Linked DNA regions of Homo sapiens: regions 2, 3 and 4 are each linked to region 1. The links are chromatin contacts, found by Hi-C or POLR2A ChIA-PET in ENCODE. All regions are on one chromosome and are shown on one strand. Each heading gives the region's core, a stretch centred on a gene start or an enhancer-like site at or near the end of the contact. The rest is flanking DNA. Distances are from core to core; before and after follow the strand shown.

The links. A loop is a pair of places that touch in the nucleus more often than their neighbours do. ChIA-PET counts read pairs that join two places held with the same protein, here RNA polymerase II (POLR2A). Pooled maps may share reads with other maps.
Region 2: a pooled map shows a loop between it and region 1 (3-fold over the local background). The contact joins two enhancer-like sites. A Hi-C loop is called at or near these places in 1 of 168 maps with a recorded cell type or tissue (MCF 10A) and 3 of 50 pooled maps. POLR2A ChIA-PET finds 5 or more read pairs at or near these places in 2 of 52 experiments (GM12878 and activated T-cell).
Region 3: a map with no recorded cell type shows a loop between it and region 1 (5-fold over the local background). The contact joins the promoter of NYX here to the enhancer-like site in region 1. A Hi-C loop is called at or near these places in 8 of 37 single-sample maps with no recorded cell type and 4 of 50 pooled maps.
Region 4: a map of mammary epithelial cell shows a loop between it and region 1 (18-fold over the local background). The contact joins two enhancer-like sites. A Hi-C loop is called at or near these places in 22 of 168 maps with a recorded cell type or tissue (B cell, CD4-positive, alpha-beta T cell, CD4-positive, alpha-beta memory T cell and 15 more), 24 of 37 single-sample maps with no recorded cell type and 27 of 50 pooled maps. POLR2A ChIA-PET finds 5 or more read pairs at or near these places in 3 of 52 experiments (activated B cell, activated CD4-positive, alpha-beta T cell and naive thymus-derived CD8-positive, alpha-beta T cell).

What each region holds. Positions count from the first base shown.
Region 1 is chrX:41,115,337-41,119,778 of GRCh38, reverse strand. All of the region lies in intron 1 of USP9X (ubiquitin specific peptidase 9 X-linked), which reads right to left. Among named protein-coding and RNA genes, the nearest start is that of USP9X, 32 kb to the right of the region's middle. RefSeq lists an enhancer at 2,677-2,736. Within about 2 kb of position 2,683, at least 2 of the 41 ENCODE cell types and tissues checked have a DNase peak (open chromatin) inside an H3K27ac peak, as active enhancers do.
Region 2 is chrX:40,753,953-40,758,394 of GRCh38, reverse strand. No RefSeq gene overlaps it. Among named protein-coding and RNA genes, the nearest start is that of MED14OS, 20 kb to the right of the region's middle. Within about 2 kb of position 2,659, at least 9 of the 41 ENCODE cell types and tissues checked have a DNase peak (open chromatin) inside an H3K27ac peak, as active enhancers do.
Region 3 is chrX:41,444,640-41,449,081 of GRCh38, reverse strand. It overlaps NYX (nyctalopin), which reads right to left and starts at 1,739. Exons shown (of 3, transcript NM_001378477.3): 1 at 1,566-1,739; 2 at 1,156-1,233. The coding sequence starts at 1,177. RefSeq lists enhancers at 3,614-3,663, 3,784-3,853, 4,004-4,073.
Region 4 is chrX:40,791,926-40,796,367 of GRCh38, reverse strand. No RefSeq gene overlaps it. Among named protein-coding and RNA genes, the nearest start is that of MED14OS, 58 kb to the right of the region's middle. Within about 2 kb of position 2,152, at least 7 of the 41 ENCODE cell types and tissues checked have a DNase peak (open chromatin) inside an H3K27ac peak, as active enhancers do.

The sequences.
Region 1 (4,442 bases), core at 1,434-3,933:
GGCTCACCGCAACCTCCGCCTCCCGGGTTCAAGCAATTCTCCTGCCTCAGCCTCCCGAGTAGCTGGGACTACAGGCTCGTGCTGCCACACCTGGCTAATATGTGAATAATTATTTTCTTGGCACTCAAAATATTAGCTAACCAATTCAACTTTATTCTTGTCTACTTCAAATCTGCTCCAGTTTCTTCTTTTTCTTGTCCCTCAGCTTGGGGTCATGATCCCATTGTATACCCTCTCCAAGGGATGATGCTCCAATCATCATCATCCCCAATCAATCTTTTCCCAGCCTGTGCTTGAATCTTCCCTACTGAAAATCACCAGTGTCTGCCCTTCCCTTTTCCCACAAGTCGTAAGACTGTCTCCATTTCCCCCTTCTCTTTCTTTTTAAATAAATGTGATGAAGACAAAGTAGGTAAGTTGTAAATTTTGGGTTTTTTGTTGTTGTTGTTTTGAGACCCAGGCTGGTCACGAGATCCTGGGCTCAAGCAATTCTCCTCCCTGGCCTCCCAAAGTGCTAGGATTACAGATGTGAGCCACCATGCCCCGCCCATCTCACCTTCCACTTTGTCCATTCTCTCTCATCACCTGGCTCCATCCAAAGCTACTAAAACTAAAACTGCTTTAAGCCAGAAGGTCTTAATCGAGACGTAGGGATGGGCTTCAAGATTAATTCCCCTAAAAATTACATACAAAGCTTTTGAGTATGTGCATTAGGGGACGCATGAGAAGAAGGTCCACAGATCAATGTTCTACTTACTGACAAATCAAATAACTGCTTCTCAATATTCATCCTGTTTGCCCTCTTCTCATCATTAGACACTGACCACCTCTCCCTTCTTGAAACTCTGAGCTTCCTTGGCTTATATAATCCTGGACTCCAGGTTTCCCGTCCACTTCTCTTCCAAGGAAAGGGGTAGAGTGGCAGTTCGTACAGTTCTTAACATTGAAACTGAGGTGAAAACCACTAGAGAGTTGGCTCTACACGTCTAGAATTCAGGCAAAACTTGGGAATCTTGAACACAGATTCAACTATTCACAAAAGGGTAGGAAGAGATGGATTCATCAGCACCACCTGGGAGTCTGTTTTTTTTCCCGAAAATAAATACAACCTCCACTCCCTACCATCTCCTCCTGAGAGTGATGAGGTTAGCGACTATATATTCCCAAGTGTGGGGCAAGTAGGGGGCCAGGGAGATCACCTTGTCTACTAAGCCAATACTGTGTCTCTTTTAAAAGTCTTTCCAGGAAGCAATACAAGGACGAACAAAATGTGGTACCTATGTTCAGTGGATTATTTAGTATTTTTTAAAAAGAAAGGAAATTCTGACAGGTGCTACGATATGGGTGAACCTTGAGGACATCATGCTAAGTGAAATAAGTCATTCACAAAAGAACAATACTGCATAATTCCAAGTACACGGGTACCCAGATTAGTCACGCTTGCAGAAACAGAAAGTAGAATGATGGTTGCCAGGGGCTGGGGGGATGGGGAGTTATTGCTTAAGGGGTACAGCGCTTCAGTTTGGAAAGAAGAGAAGTTCTGGAAATGGATGATGGTAAGCATCCCACAATGTGAATGTACTTAATGCCACTGAACTGCAAACTTAAAAATGGTTAAAATCAGCCGAGCACGGTGTTTCACGCCTGTAATCCCAGCACTTTGGGAGGCTGAGGCAGGTGGATCACCTGAAATCAGGAGTTCAAGACCAGCCTGACCAACATGGTGAAACTTGTCTCTGCTAAAAATACAAAAATTAGCTGGGCGTGGTGGCGCACACCTGTAATCCCAGCTACTCGGAAGGCTGTGGCAGGAGAATCGCTTGAATCCGGAAGGCAGAGGTTGCAGTGAGCCGAGGTGGTGCCACTGAACTCCAGCCTGGATGACAGAGTGAGACTCCGTCTCAAAAAAGAAGAAAAAAGGGCCGGGCGTGGTGGCTCATGCCTGTAATCTCAGCACTTCTGGAGGCCAAGGTGTGCGGATCACGAGGTCAGGAGATTGAGACCATCCTGGCTAACACGGTGAAACCCCACCTCTAATAAACATACAATAGCGGGCGCCTGTAGTCCCAGCTACTCGGGAGGCTGAGGCAGGAGAATGGCGTGAACCCAGGAGGCAGAGCTTGCAGTGAGCCGAGGTCGCACCACTGCACTCCAGCCTGGGCAACAGAGCAAAACTCCGTCTCAAAAAAAAAAAAAAAAGAAGAAGAAAAAAAAAAGGTTAGAATGGTAAATTTTATGTATATTTTCCCACAGTAAAATTGTATATATAGAGTACTCACTGTTCCCTTACCTTGCAGTTCTTTTAGCATTTGGAGATCATTTGAGCTAAAATACCTCAAAATTATATTCTCATATTTTTATGCACAATATCCTTCCATCTATATGAATTCAGTAACCATCTATACACAAATCAGAAATATCTGGCAAAAGTCATGGTATAAATTATTCTAGACAAAAGTATCATGTGGATAACTAAGGGACTATCCCTTTAAACAAAATAACTAAGATAAATGGGAAAAGCGGCAGTGTGAAACTCCTCTCTCAAAACACCTTTCTCTAAGACCACAGAACTAAATCATCTTCTGCTTATGACAGGACACTCAATCAGCAAAAGCCTCAAGCTGCTTGCTATCCCTATCTCTTATATAGTCTCGCCTTTCTAGCTCTTGGTTTCTGTTTCTTCTACCCGACAAGCTGTCCTCATTTCTATATTTCCGGTATTGCTGAGCAGGTATGTCAGGTCTCAGCATAGCATACTCTGCTGCATCTCTCTACTACCACATAAGAATTTGATCCCTTTCCCTCAGCACACTAAGATGCAAGATAAAGAGCAGGAAATAGGCATGGAGCAATTAAAAATAATTTCTGGATTCAAACATAACTCATTCAAAATCCAACTTCTGTCACTTACAATCTGCCTATCTTAAAAAGAAAGTAACAACCTCTCTCATTCTTTTTCCAGGTATTTAAAATTGAGATGCTATTACCCACACAAAAAAAAGAAAGCCATGAGAATTGCTTTAATAAAAGGAGTCTCACAAATAGCAAGCACAGTAATTCTCAAAAAAATGTAAATTTTCTTTTCCCTTTCTACAATGTACTGTGCAGAGTTCCTAAATATTTCAGGAATGAATCTGAAAATATTGCCTTCAGATATAATTTGGAAAGGTTTGAGTGGGAGAAAAAAACTTATCACAGATACAACTAAGTTATCCAAGAATAACACCACTACTTTTCTTAATAAATCCTATTCAATACTCAAGTGGTGGAAACAGCTGGGAATCACACAGCTTTGCCTGATTTCAAGTAGCAGTCTCACAACTCTAAAAGAGCCTGTTTTTTATGTCACAGAGATTTAGGCATACCTAGCAGGGCTAGAACAAGCTCTCTACCAAGTCAAAGCAGCAGTATCCTACACACAACTGAACAACTTAGTAATTATTCAAATCATTCAATATTTGACACAGTAACAATCACTTTCCATAGGCATGCTCAAATACAATGAATCACAGTGTGAAATTTTACCACATGAAGTTTTACGCTTTATTTCATAAAAACAAAATTATTACACAAACAGAAGCATCTTTAATTTTCTCAATGGGAAATACAACCAAAATGGTGATTTGATTGCCTCTACAACACACAACACATTTTCATATTCAAACTTAGCATCCTAACATCTTCCACAATGGGAAAAGCATCACCTTTACCTAGATAAAGGCTGGACTGCATTAAGTAATCTAGTACTCCATAAACAGCAAACCATTTACTTTAAACTTTGCAGAACTGAATTTCTCCAGCAGCTTTCACACAGGGCCTTAATACCAGAGAAATCCCTTTTAGAACAAAGAATTATCCTTTCTTACCCAGTCATTATCCCAACTCTGCTAAAATTTGCCCTATGTTCCAGAATCTCTCTCCTTTTATACAGCACGTTGAAATCCTCTGATTCTACATATGATCCTAGGATACTTAAGATTTTCTTCTCTCAATTTTTCTTTTCATCCAAAAAAAAGGTGTTTAAATAAAAACTCAAAGCTTAGTCATTCAAAAATTGTGTACTGAGCATCTGCAATGGGTCACATATTGTTCTAATCATAGGAGAATATATGGAAGTACACAGTGCATCAAATATCTCTGCTTTTGTGGAACATTACAGACTGGGGATAGAGACAATAAACAAGCAACAGCAACTCCAACCCCCTACCAGATTATTTCCTTTACTGGACATCAAAGTGAAATGAGTTTCTTAGAAAACAATTTGATAGATCATCCTTAAGCTCAAACATGGAAATTATCTTGACTTGGAAATTAATCTTGACTTGTGAATTTTGCCTATTCCGGTTTTATGCACCAACAATCAAAGGGAATTACTTCTCTTCCTTTCAAATTTCTATGTTTAACCGACATCTATAACCCTTGTTTTTCCATTAAAATATTTG
Region 2 (4,442 bases), core at 1,410-3,909, 360 kb after region 1:
GCCACACCTGATTCCCACCCCCTTCCAACTGTTTCTGCCCTATCTGCCTCCAATCTGATCCCTGGATCCTCCAGAGCCCCCTGGATTTCTCCTAATTCTGTCTCACATCATACCTAATCATGAAAGACTGCATGTTTGCCTCCAAGACTAGGAAGAAGGCAAGAATACCCACTCTTGCCACTTCTATTCAACATTGTACTGGAGGTTCTAGTGTAATCAAGCAAAAAAATTAAAAATCATCGCTGGGCGCAGTGGCTCACGCCTGTAATCCCAGCACTTTGGGAGGCCAAGGCGGGTGGATCACAGGGTCAGGAGATCGAGACCATCCTGGCTAACATGGTGAAAACCCATCTCTATTAAAAATGCAAAAAATTAGCCAGGTGTGGTGGCGGGTGCCTGTAGTCCCAGCTACTCGGGAGGCTGAGGCAGTAGAATGGCATGAACCCGGGAGGCGGAGCTTGCAGTGAGCTGAGATCACGCCACTGCACTCCAGGCTGGGCAACAGAGCAAGACTCTGTCTCAAAAAAAAAAAAAAATTAAAAAGCATGTAGATTGTAAAAAAGTAAAACTGTCTTTATTTGCTAATGACATGATCATCATGTAGAAAATCCTAAGGAATTTATACACACACACACACACAACTATTAGAACTAATAAGTTCAGCAAAGTGATGAGATACTAAGTCAGTATACAAAAATCAATTGTATTACTATGAGCAATAAAAATTCCAAAAGTGAAATTAAAAAATAACTCCATTTATGATTGTATTAAAAAGAATAAAACACTTAAGAATAAATTTAACAAAATAAGTGTAAGACATGTACACTGAAAATTTAAAAATACTGATGAGGGAAATTAAAGAAGACCTAAATATGTGGAGAGACATCCCATGATCATAGATTGGAAAACTCAGTAATATGGCAATTCTCTCCAAATTGATTTGTAGATTAACACAATCTCTATCAAAATTCCAACAGATTTTTTTTGAGGAAATTGACAAATTGATTGCTGGGAGACAATTCTCCATGAATATTTCACAGCTCCACACAGTCCAGGTCTTCTGAACAAAGAGCATGTTTGAATGGCAAAGGCCTTGGAAGCTAGAGATTTCGAGCTGTGTATACCCAGTAGACATTTGCTTACATTTCAGGATAATAAACCTAGAGGCCTTCCACTCCCCTCTCCAGTGAAGATTTGTTTATATTCAAGAGAAAAGATAAAGTCATTATCTCTCCCTTCCTAAAGGGGAGGATGGGCAGATGTGCCAGCAAACCTTACATAACTTCAGAGCCTCCTAATTTGGGGATTTTTTTTCCTATGGTGAAACCCATTGTTTATGCAGGTAAACATCTGGCTCTCATTTGTGTTGCCCTGTGGAGAACTGGGGCGTGGGGAATTAGGCACTAGTGAGTTGGTACTCCGGATGCTGCTTTTGCCATGAGTTATAAACCATCTGTCCTTAACACAGGGGTCTGATATCTTCTGTCAGCATATATATGTGAAACTGTTCACAAACTAATTTGTTAGTTTGCAAGTAGGGTGAAATCTCAGACCCTTCACAGTTTCTGACTTCATACTGATCCTGAAATTAAATGAAATAGATCCAGTATATCCAAAACAATTTTGAAAATGAAGAACGAAGTTGGAGGACTTTTACCTCTCAATTTCAAAACTTATTACAAAGCTCAGTTATCAATACAGTGTTGTGCTGGCATAAAGACAGACATACAGATCAAAGGTACAGAATTGAGAATCTAGAACTAAACCTTTACATTTATGGTCAATTGGCTTTTGACAAAAGTGCAAGGCATTTCAATGGGGAAAGGACAGATAGTCTTTTCAACAAATAGTGCTGAGAAAATTGGATATCTACATGCATACCATACTCAAAAATTAACTCAAAATGGAATAGAGACCTAAATATAAAAGGTTAAGCTAAAAAACTTGTAACAGGAAACAGGAGAGAGCAATAATGGCAGAATAGGAGGTTCCCTCGCTCATATCCTCCCACAACAAGAATTCTGTACCCATCCACAGACAAAAGTGTCTTTGTGGGATCCCTGGGATACAGTTAGGAAGTTGTGAAACCCAGTGGAGCCCAAGACCTAGGAGGGTCATTTTGAGAGTGCAGACCCATACCTAGGTGGCAGACCAGCTGACTGCTATCCTGGCTTCATACCTGGAAATAGCCCTGTTCTTCTAAGGGTTTGGCTACAACACCATTTGGCCTTGAGCCTGCTACCAAAACCATTTGCCAAGGGTCTGGGAGGAATCAGGCACACTAGTGCCTCAACAGACAGGCCTGCCAAAATTGGTCTAGGTAGTATACCCAAAAGCTATCCTGTAACTGGGCCCCAGCCCTTCTCAATAGTGGTCCCAGATTAGTACTACTTGCACAAGGACCCAGAGGGAAATTTGCCCATATGTGCCACTGGGACAGGCTTGCTGGCCTCCATCCCATAGTAGATCCTGAAGGGGCCCTGTCTCAGCTCCAGCTCCTCTCTGCCACAGCCCAGGAGTATTTCCACCCACGCAGAGAACTGCTGGGAGACTAGCCTGTCTGAGCCACTGTGACAGGCTTGCCAGTTTCCTTCCCACAGCAGATCCTGAAGGGGCGCGGAAGCTTGACTCTAGCCCAGTCTGGGAACAAACCCAAAAGCACAGAGAACTGCTGCGAGACGTGACTGTCTATGTCACCAGGACAGGCTTGCCAGCCTACATCCCATAGCAGACCCTGAAAAGGCTCTGTCTCAGCTTCAGTCCAGAGCTATTCCACCTATGCAGGAAACTGCTGGGAGACACACTGGGACAGGCTTGCCAAACTCTGTCTCCTAGTGGTTCTTAAAGGAGCCCTGAATCTCAGCTCCAGCCCCTCTCAGCTGCAGTCCTGGAGCAATCCTTCCCACATAGGGAACTGTTGGGAGTCTTGCCTGATGGTGCCACCAGGTTGGGCTTGCCAATATCAGTCACACAGCAGTTTCTGAAATAGCACTGAAGCTCAGTTTCAGCCCCTCCCAGCTGTGGTCTGGGAACAGTTCTGCCCAGCTGGGATCCCGCCAGGAGACGTGCCCTTCTGAGTCCCTGGATCTTGGTCCTGGAGGGAGGCATGTCTCGCAGTGTCCCTGAAGGCTGATTCCTTGACCTCGATCTCATTGTGGATCTTGAAACAGCCCTATAAATAGACTCCAGCCCTTCTCAATTGCAGTCTGATGGCAGGTCTGCTCACCCAGAAGCCCACCGGGAGACACACCCACCCCTGACCCTGGAGACAGGACTGAAGATCTCGATCTCAGCTGCGGACCCTGAAACAATCCTGTGTCTCTGTTCTAGCCCCTCTCAGCCATGGACCAGAGCAATATGGCCAGCCTAGGGACTCATCCAGTGATCCAACAGCAGCTCTCTCAGAATCACAGAGGAAGCCACACCCATCAGTGCACCTGGTAACAGGCCTGCCATCTGTGAATCCTGAAGTGGATCCTCATCCTAGCACCAGCCCCACAGACCAAGATCCTGGAAATAGTCCACTCCACTAGGGAACCATATAGGACCCATGCCCACTAACTTTGGTCTCCACTGCAGACCCGGCACCAGCAACATGATCTAGATTCAACCCTACTCAACTGGGATCCTGGAGGCAATCTCATCAACCCAGATACCTGGTATGGTTTGGATTTGTACCCCCACCAAATCTCATGTCAAATTGTAATCCCCAGTGTTGGAGGTGGGGCCTGGTGGGAGGTGGTTGGATTATGGGTGTGCATTTCTCATGAATGGTTTAGCACATCCCCCTTTGTACCGTCCTCATGGTCTTGATAGAGTTCTCATGAGATCTGGTTGTTAAAAGTGTACAGCACCTCCTCCCTCTCTCTATTGCTCCTTGCTCCCACCATGTGAGACACCTCATACCCCCTTTGCCTTCTGCCATGATTGGAAGCTTCCTGAGGCCTCCCCAGAAGCAGAAGCCACTATGCTTCCTGTACAGCCTGCAGAACCGTGAGCCAACTATACCTCTTTTCTTTATAAATTACCCAGTCTCAGATATTTCTTTATAGCAACGTGAGAATGGACTAATACAATACCTAACAGGAGAACACTTTAACTTGCCAAAATGTATCTGTAAAGACTGAAAGAAGGGTTTGCTCCTTCAAATGCAAGGCTACACAGACATCACCAAAGGAAGTTGTAACAACAAATGCCTACATCAAAAAAAAAAAGAAATCTCAAATAAACAGCCTAACCTTATGCCTCAAGGAACTAGAAAAAGAAGAACGAACTAAGCCCAAAATCAGTAGAAGGAAAGAAATAATAAAGATCAGAGCAGAAATAAATGAAATAGTGGCTAAAAAGATGATAGAAAACATCAACCAAACTAAAAGTTGGTTCTTTGAAAATGTAAACAAAATTGACAAACCTTTAGCCAGACCAACTAAGAAAAAAAGAGA
Region 3 (4,442 bases), core at 490-2,989, 330 kb before region 1:
GGAACAGCTAGAGCCAGGGAAAATATTTCATAACGAGTCTTCTTGGTATATTAAAGTGCACATAACAGAGCGAGAAACTTTGAAAAATAACTTCAATATCCATAATCCTATAATTCCAAGGCATTTTTCATTTTTTCTTTTTCCTTTAGGAAGGTGGTTTTTTAAAGGGACTTTTGTTTTTAACTAAATGAGCTTAAAATAATGTGATTAGAAACCACTGTAGGCTGGGCACGGTGGTTCATGCCTGCAATCCCAGCACTTTGGGAGGCCGAGACAGGCAGATCACCTGAGGTCAGGAGTTCAAGACCAGCCTGGGCAATATGGCGAAACCCCGTCTTTACTAACAATACAAAAAATTAGCTGGGCGTGGTGGCAGGTGCCTATAGTTCCAGCTACTCAGGAGGCTGAGGCACGAGAATCACTTGAACCCGGGAGGCGGAGGTTGCAGTGAGCCAAGATCCATGCCACTGCTCCCCAGCTTGGGCGAGAGTGAGACTCTGTCTCAAAAAAAAAAAAAAAGAAAAGAAAAGAAAAGAAAAAACCACCGTACGGTGGCTCACGCCTGTAATCCCAGCACTTTGGGAGGCCGAGGCGGGCAGATCACGAGGTCAGGAGATCGAGACCATCCTGGCTAACATGGTGAAACCCCGTCTCTACTAAAAATACAAAAAATTAGCCAGGCGTGGTGGCGGGCACCTGTACTCCCAGCTACTCGGGAGGCTGAGGCAGGAGAATGGCGTGAACCCGGGAGGCGGAGCTTGCAGTGTGCCGAGGTCGCACCACTGTACTCCAGCCTGGGTGACAGAGCGAGACTCCATCTCCAAAAACAAAACAAAACAAAAAAACACTGTAGCACTGTAGCTTTTGGTTATCACACCAATGAATTCATATCTGAAATTAGAATAAGAAAATCACCAAGAGGACTATTTCATATATTCGGCTCAGGAGTTTTGTTTTTAGGAAACAAAAATCCCCACCACCTGCTGTTTTCTTGCTTTCTCTATCCCCTCCCCCACGATCACAGGGTCAGTGAAACCTGATCAGAAGTGTCCAGATACCGCTGTCCCAGAAGCCACTTTAAAGACTCTTTGGGCAGAAGCTCTGTGGCTTCCACCCCTCTTCCCAACCCTTGCACCCACCGGCAGGAGAACTCACCATGCAGAAGCAGGACCAACATCCCTCGGCCTTTCATCCACCCAGTGGCTTAGGACCACCCAGCCGTGGGACCCCTACCTGAGGGGAGAAAGGACAGGTCACCCAGTGCCCAGGAGGGCCCCATGAGAACCCTCCCATGCCTCCACACTTCTTCCTGAATGCCCTGCCTTTCTTTCTTCCTCACATTCCTTCCTTCTTAATGACCCTGGTGTTGGGCTAAGGGAAACCAGTAACAACAGAAAATCAGAAGCTCCCCACAAATGGACAGTTTGGATCTATTAGGAAACCCTTTGTCAGGCTACAGCCCTGACAGCAACTCAGATGGCATCACTGACAACCCAGCAAGGAAATGGATGGAGAGGAAACCCCTGCAGAGAAGCGTTAGTGAATGGTCCTCAAATGTTGCTTACCGTCCTGGGAGTCTCCCTGGTCCTGCTCCTCTGAGGTCCCCCTCCACTCCCTCAGCCCATCCATCTCCCAAGTCAGGCAGCCACAGATGCTGAAAATGGTTTGAGAGAGAAGTAAAGGTGGGGGTGGGGGGACGGGAGGAAGGGGTGAAGAGGAATAGTTACTTGTGCAGGTTTGAGTGCTTATTTTTCTTTCTCCAGATTTAATGGCAGGAAAATCCTCTGTATCACATGAGGATTAACAGAGATGAAAGAATGTGTCTGCCTTTCGAATCACTAAAGCCAGTGACAGATTTTGCTGACATACCAATCGGCTTTATCCCCGGGCCTTGACCACCCTGGCCCTCCTGTCCTCTCTCCATCTGCCTGGCCCCTTTCTCTCCTTAAACCTTCCCCAGACCCTGCCCCGTTCCCTGACCCCAGCCCCAGCCCCAAGCAATATGTAGCCTGAAATTGGCTTCCTGCCACCCAAACAGCATTATCAGCATTTTCAACAAGGACGCATTATATAACTTGGAGAGCTGGAGAAGGGACAGGACAGCTTAAAATGTTTCCCCAAAATGCCGGCTGCTGATTTCCTTTCTTTGAAGTGGTTGATGGTGAATGATACAAAAACGGACTGGAGAGAGTCCTTCCACTACAAGAAGGCAAGAGGTTCCCACTGGGGTTAGGGCTGGTAGTGGTGGCCTAAGGCAGTGGGTCCAGGAATGGGACCTTCAGAATCTGGCTGAGGTTTCTGAAACCCACCAGGACTCAGTTTAGGCCCTGGCTACTCAGTGTGGCCGGTGGACCAGCAGCAGTACCTGAGAGCTCGTTAGGAAAACAGAATCTCAGCGCCTTCTACCCCCCGCCCCAGACCTGTTGAATCAGCATCTGCTTTTTTTTTTTTTTTTTTTTTTTTGAGATGGAGTCTCACTCTGTCGCCCAGGCTGGAGTGCAGTGGCACAATCTTGGCTCACTGCAACCTCCACCTTCTGGGTTCAAGCGATTCCCCTGCCTCAGCTTCCTGAGTAGCTGGGACTACACCATGCCCAGCTAATTTTTTGTATTTTTAGTAGAGACGGGGTTTCACCATGTTGACCAGGATGGTCTTGATCTCTTGACCTTGTGATCCACCCGCCTCGGCCTCCCAGAGTGCTGGGATTACAGGCGTGAACCACCGCGCCCGGCCAGCATCTGCATTTTAACTAGGTCGGCGGAGAGGGGGATTCCTGTGCCCGGTAAAGTTTGGAAAGCCCTGTTTTAGGAGACTGGTGGAGGGGGTCTGATCAAAATGAGGGTGGCAGGGGGGCCTGTTTATCTAGCCTTTCTGGCCAGCAGTTCAGGTGCCCCCACATTCTCCTGGCCCCAGCAAGCCTCTGCTGTCTGCTGGGACAGCACTTCCAGGTATCCATGGCAACCTGCCAAGTTCTGGCCACGCAGGACTTGGTGAGCCAGTGCTGATGAAAGGAAGCCAGGAGTTCCCTTCCCACAGAAAGGGTTCTGGATGTGAATCTAGACATCTCAGGCCACCGTGCCCTGGGGAATTTTTGTTTTCTTCCATTTGAGCCTTGAAAGCCAAAATGTGGCTGAACTTGTCTAACCTGCTGGAAAGAAGAGAATACTAGGGATGGGGTAGGGATGTGGGTGGGGGAGGCCTCTCAAATGACATCTCTATCCCCAGTGTTGGACTCGCCTGGCTTATTAGATGAGAGCAGTGGGCAGCCCTCTCATTGTGACCACCAGTGTCGGAGGTGTCCCTGTAGCCATCACCCCAAGCCTTAGCCCAACGAAGCCCCCACTCCCCCAGCAGCAGTCCAGAGGCTGAATCTCGACTGTAAGAGCCAACCTGTCTGCACCCACAACCTTTGTTCGCAGCTTATTGGTCCAACCTTCCCTTCAATCTTCTCCAGGCCAGTGGGCCTGGTGCTCTGGCACTGGGATCCCACTAAGGAAGACCTTCTTCTCCACCTGTGAACTGAAACATTTCTCCCAAGTGGAAAATAAGGAGGCATCAGAGACTCTTGGCATAAAAAGGAAGGAGCCCATCCACCAGGTGAGCTGGTACCACCGACTTGGGAGGATGAGCAGCCCTTAATCAAAACCTTGCTGCAGGGAGAAAAGCAGGTGGCCCAGGGTTGTTACAGGAAATGCGATTGACTGACTTCCCCTGGGAGAAACTTAAAGCTCAAGACAGGAGAAAGGCCGGCCCTTTCAGAGCCTACTCCAGCCACTCGTGGGCTGCTGGGGGAGGGATTTTTTCGTTTTTGTTTTTGAGATGGAGCCTTACTCTGTCCCTCAGGCTGGAGTGCAGTGGCGTGATCTCAGCCCACTGCAACCTCTGCCTCCCGGGTTCAAGCAATTCTCCTGCCTCAGCCTCCTGAGTAGCTGGGACTACAGGTGAGTACCACCACACCCGGCTAATTTTTTTTGTATTTTTAGTAAAGATGAGGTTTCACCATGCTAGCCAGTTTGGTCTCGAACTCCCGACATCAAATGATCCACTGGCCTCAGCCTCCCAAAATGTTGGTATTACAGGCGTGAGCCACTGTACCTGGCCCTCCTGGGGTGGTTTTGTACCCATGCTAGTTCTCACTCATCATGCAGTTGGTAGCCCATAAAAGGAGCTGAAGGAGGGAGAAGGGGTGTGTAAGTGACCTTGAGAAATAGTGATGGCCCAAGATGCATGATTTTGCCAGCCTCCACCTCCTGGATTCAAGCCATTCTCCTGCCTCAGCCTCCCAAGTAGCTGGAACTACAGGCGCCGGCCACCATGCCTGGCTAATTTTTGTGTTTTTAGCAGAGATGGGGTTTCGCCGTTTTGGCCAGGCTTCCCCACCTTGGAATTGGTAAGAATTACCGATTAATTAAGACAGCCGGCGACTACTGGAGGCTTTGCCT
Region 4 (4,442 bases), core at 903-3,402, 320 kb after region 1:
GCCTCCCAAAGTGCTGGGATTACGGGAGAGAGCCACCGCACCCGGCCAGTTGGTGAGTTCTTATCCATTCTGCGGTTCTGTATCTTTTAAGTGGAGCATTTAGGCCATTTACATTCAGTTAGTATTGAAATGTGAGGTACCGTTGCATTCATCATGCTCTTTGTTGCCTGCATACTTTGTTTGTTTGTTTTGCTTTTTAACTTGTATTTTTGGTTTACAGGTCCTGTGTGATTTATGCTTTAAAGAGGTTCTGTTTTGATGTGTTTTCGGGATTTGTTTCAAGATTTAGAGCTCCTTTTAGCAGTTCTTGTAGTGGTGGCTTGGTAATGGCGAATTCTCTCAGCATTTGTTTGTCTGAAACGACTGTATCTTTCCTTCATATATGATGCCTAGTTTTGCCAGATGCAAAATTCTTGGCTGATAATTGTTTTGTTTGAGGAGGCTGAAGATAGGGCCCCAATCCCTTCTAGCTTGTAGGGTTTCTGCTGAGAAATCTGCTGTTAATCTGATAGGTTTTCCTTTACAGGTTACCTGGTGCTTCTGTCTCACAGCTCTTAAGATTCTTTCCTTTGTCTTAACTTTGGATAACCTGATGACAGTGCGCCTAGGCGATGATCTTTTTGTGATGAATTTCCCAGGTGTTCCTTGCGCTTCTTGTATTTGCATGTCTAGGTCTCTAGCATGGCTGGGGAAGTTTTCCTTGATTATTCCCCCAAATATATTTTCCAAGCATTTTGAATTGTTTTCTTCCTCAGAAACACTGATTATTCTTAGGTTTGGGTGTTTAACATAATCTCAGACTTCTTGGAGGCTTTGTTCATATTTTCTTAATCTTTTTTCTTTGTCTTTGTTGGATTGGGTTAATTCAAAGACCTTGTCTTCGAGCTCTGAGTTTCTTTCCTCTACTTGTTCAATTCTATTGCTGAGACTTTCCAGAGCATTTCGCATTTCTAAAAGTGTGTCCAAAGTTTTCTGAATTTTTGATTGTTTTTTCTTTAGGCTATCTATTTCCTTGAATATTTCTCCCTTCACTTCTTGCATCATTTCTTTGGATTTCCTTGCATTGGGCTTCGCCTTTCTCTGGTCCCTCCCTGATTAGCTTAATAACTAGCCTCCTGAATTCTTTTCCAGGTAAATAGGGGATTTCTTCTTGGTTTGGAGCCATTGCTGGTGAACCAGTGTAATTTTTGGGAGGTGTTGACAAGCCTTGTTTTCTTATATTACCAGGGCTGGTTTTCTGGTTCCTTCTCATTTGTGTAGCCTCTGTCAGAGGGAAGGTCTAGGGCTGAAGGCTGTTGTTCAGATTTTTTTGTCCCATGGGGTGTTCCCTTGATATAGTATTCTCCCCCTTTTCTGGGGATGTGGCTTCCTGTGAGCTGAACTCCAGTGATTGTTGTCTCTCTTCTGGGTCTAGCCACCCAGTGAGTCAATCCGGCTCCAGGCTGGTACTGGGGGTTGTCTGCACAGAGTCCTGTGATGTGAACCATCTGTGAGTCTTTCAGCCATGGATACCAGCACCTGTTCTGGTGGAGGTGGTGGAGGGTGCAATGGACTCCATGGGGGTCCTTAGCTTTGTTGGTTTAATGCTCTATTTTTGTGCTGGTTGGCTTCCTGCCAGGAGGTGGTGCTTTCCAGAAAGCATCAACTATAATAGTGTGGAGAGGGACTGGCAGTAGGCACGGCTGTAGAACTCCCAAGATTATATGTCCTTTGCCTTCTGCTACCAGGGTGGGTAGTGAAGGACCATCAGGTGGGAGCAGGGCTAGGCGTGCTCTCCTTGGCGGGTCTTGCTGCGGCTGCCATGGGGGATGGGGGTGAGATTCCCAGGTCACTGAAGTTGTGTTCCTAGGAGGATTATGGCTGCCTCTGCTGAGTCATGCAAGTTGTCAGGGAAGTGGGGGAAAGCCGGCAGTCACAGGCCCCACCCAGCTCCCACACAAACCAAAGAGCTGATCTCACTCCCACTGTGCCCCCTGCAACAGCCCCGAGTCTGTTTTACCCAGACTGGATTCTCTTTACGGACGGGAGTTCTTTTGTAGAACAAAGAACCCATAAAGCAGGGTATGCAACAGCTATATGAACGATATAGTTGAAAGTGCACCTCTCCTAGGGCACAAGTGTTCAACTAACCAAACTAATTGCCCTCAAGAGGGCGCTCAAGTTAAGCAAAGGAAAAACAGCATTTATACTGATTCTTTCTCTCTCTCTCTCTCTCTCTCTCTCTCTCTCTCTCTCTCTCTCTCTCTCTCTCTCTCTTTCTGACGGAGTTTCCTCTTCATTGCACTTCCAGGCTGGAGTGCAATGGCGCAATCTCAGCTCACTGCAACCTCTGCCTCCCAGGTTCAAGCGATTCTCCTGCCTCAGCCTCCCGGGTACCTGGGATTACAGGCATGCGCCACCATGCCCGGCTAATTTTGTATTTTCAGTAGAGACAGGGTTTCTCCATGTTGGTCAGGCTGGTCTTGAACTCCTGACCTCAGGTGATCCGCCTGCCTCGGCCTCCCAAAGTGCTGGGATTACAGGCGTGAATCACCGCGCCTGGCCCATTTATACTGATTCTAAGTATGCTTTCCTAGTCCTCCATGCCCATGCTACTATCTGGAAAGAGAAGAACTTCCTCACAGCTAATTAGTCTCCCATTGAATACCATCAGGAAATTAATAAGACTATTTTCCTTGGTTTTCCTCCCATGGGAGCTGGCAATAATACATTGTAAAGGCCATCAAAGAGTGATGGATGAGATAGCCGAGGGAAATAGGCTGGAGGACAAAGCAGCTAAATCAGCAGCAAGGGGGCCCAGGTCTCTGATCCACTTGAAGCCCTACTGATCTGGGAGGGCCGCATCAGAGAAATAAAACCTCAATACTCTCTTGCAGAAATAGAATGGGCCACCTCTTGGGGATACATCCTGCAGTCCTCAGGATGGCTACAATCGGAGGACAATAAGCTTCATCTACCAGCTGCCAACCAATGGAAAGTACTTAAAAGCCTTCACTAGGCCTTCCACCTAGGTAAGGATAAAACCTATCAACTGGCCCAGAGATTGTTCTCAGGTAAAAATCTAATACAAAGAGTTAAACAAGTTGTTAATGGTGGCAAGATCTGCCTTAAAAACAGTCTCCTTAATCGACAGCGTCTTTGGCCAGGAACTCAAAAGACAAGCGGCTACCTTGGGGAAGACTGGCAAATGGATTTCACCCATATGCCAAAGACAAGGGGCATCCAGTACCTCCTACTATAAATAGATACGTTCACTAACTGGGTAGAAGCATTTCCATGTCAGACAGAGAAAGCCTCTGAGGTGATAAAAGTACTAATCAATGAGATAATTCCCTGCTTTGGACTTCCTAAGTATCTCCAGAGCAATAATGGCCCCTCGTTCAAGGTGGCCGTCACCCAGGGGGTCTCAAAGGCACTTGGTTCTACAGTACTATCTTCATTATGCCTGGAGACCACAATCCCCGGGAAAGGTAGAAAAGACAAATGATATTATCAAAAGGCACCTCAGGAAACCGTCTCAGGAGACTCATCTCCCCTGGACTACCCTTCTCCCCATAGCCCTGCTACATGTCAGAAACACTCCTTCAAAGCTAGGTTTGAGTCCCTTTGAAATGATGTGTGGATAGCCTTTTCTCACCAGTTATCTCTTGCTAGACCAAGAAACCTCTAATTTAACTAAGCACATAACCTCTTTGGTCCATTTCCAACAGGAACTGAAACAATTGTTGGAGGCCCAATCCCGTGAACCAGGGCCACCTCTGTTCAACCCAAGGGACCTAGTGCTAGTAAAAGTGATATCCCTTCCCTTTCTCTCTCTATAGGCCCAGGTTGGGAGGGACCCTACACTGTACTCCTTTCTACTCCTGTGGCAGTGAAGGTCACTGGAATAGACTCTTGGATTCATTATACCCAAGTAAAGACTTGGGAAGCCAACAGAGTCACCTCCGTTGACCCAGAAGAACACCCAAAGTACCAATGTGAAGAGATTGGGGACCTCAAGCTAAAAATCACAAAAGATAAGTGTTAATAATTAGCCTTCCATGGGTATCCTCTTTATAGTCTTGCCTATGCTTGCTGTTCTTACCTTTGTTCTGTTCTATACCACAGAGCACAATAATGTTTTCAGAATAATTCGTATATTTCACTTCTTTCTTTTTTTTTTTTTTTTGAGATGGAGTCTCACTCTGTCACCCAGGCTGGAGTGCAGTGGTGTGATCTTGGCTCACTGCAACCTCCACCTCCAAGGTTCAAGCAATTCTCCTGCCTCAGCGTCCCAAGTAGCTGGGATTACAGGTGTGCGCCGCCACACCCGGCTAATTTTTGTATTTTTAGAGACGGGGTTTCACTATGTTGGCCAGGCTGGTCTTGAACTCTTGACTTTAGGTGATCCCTCTGCCTCGGCCTCCCAAAGTGCTGGGATTGCAGGGGTGAGCCACAGCACC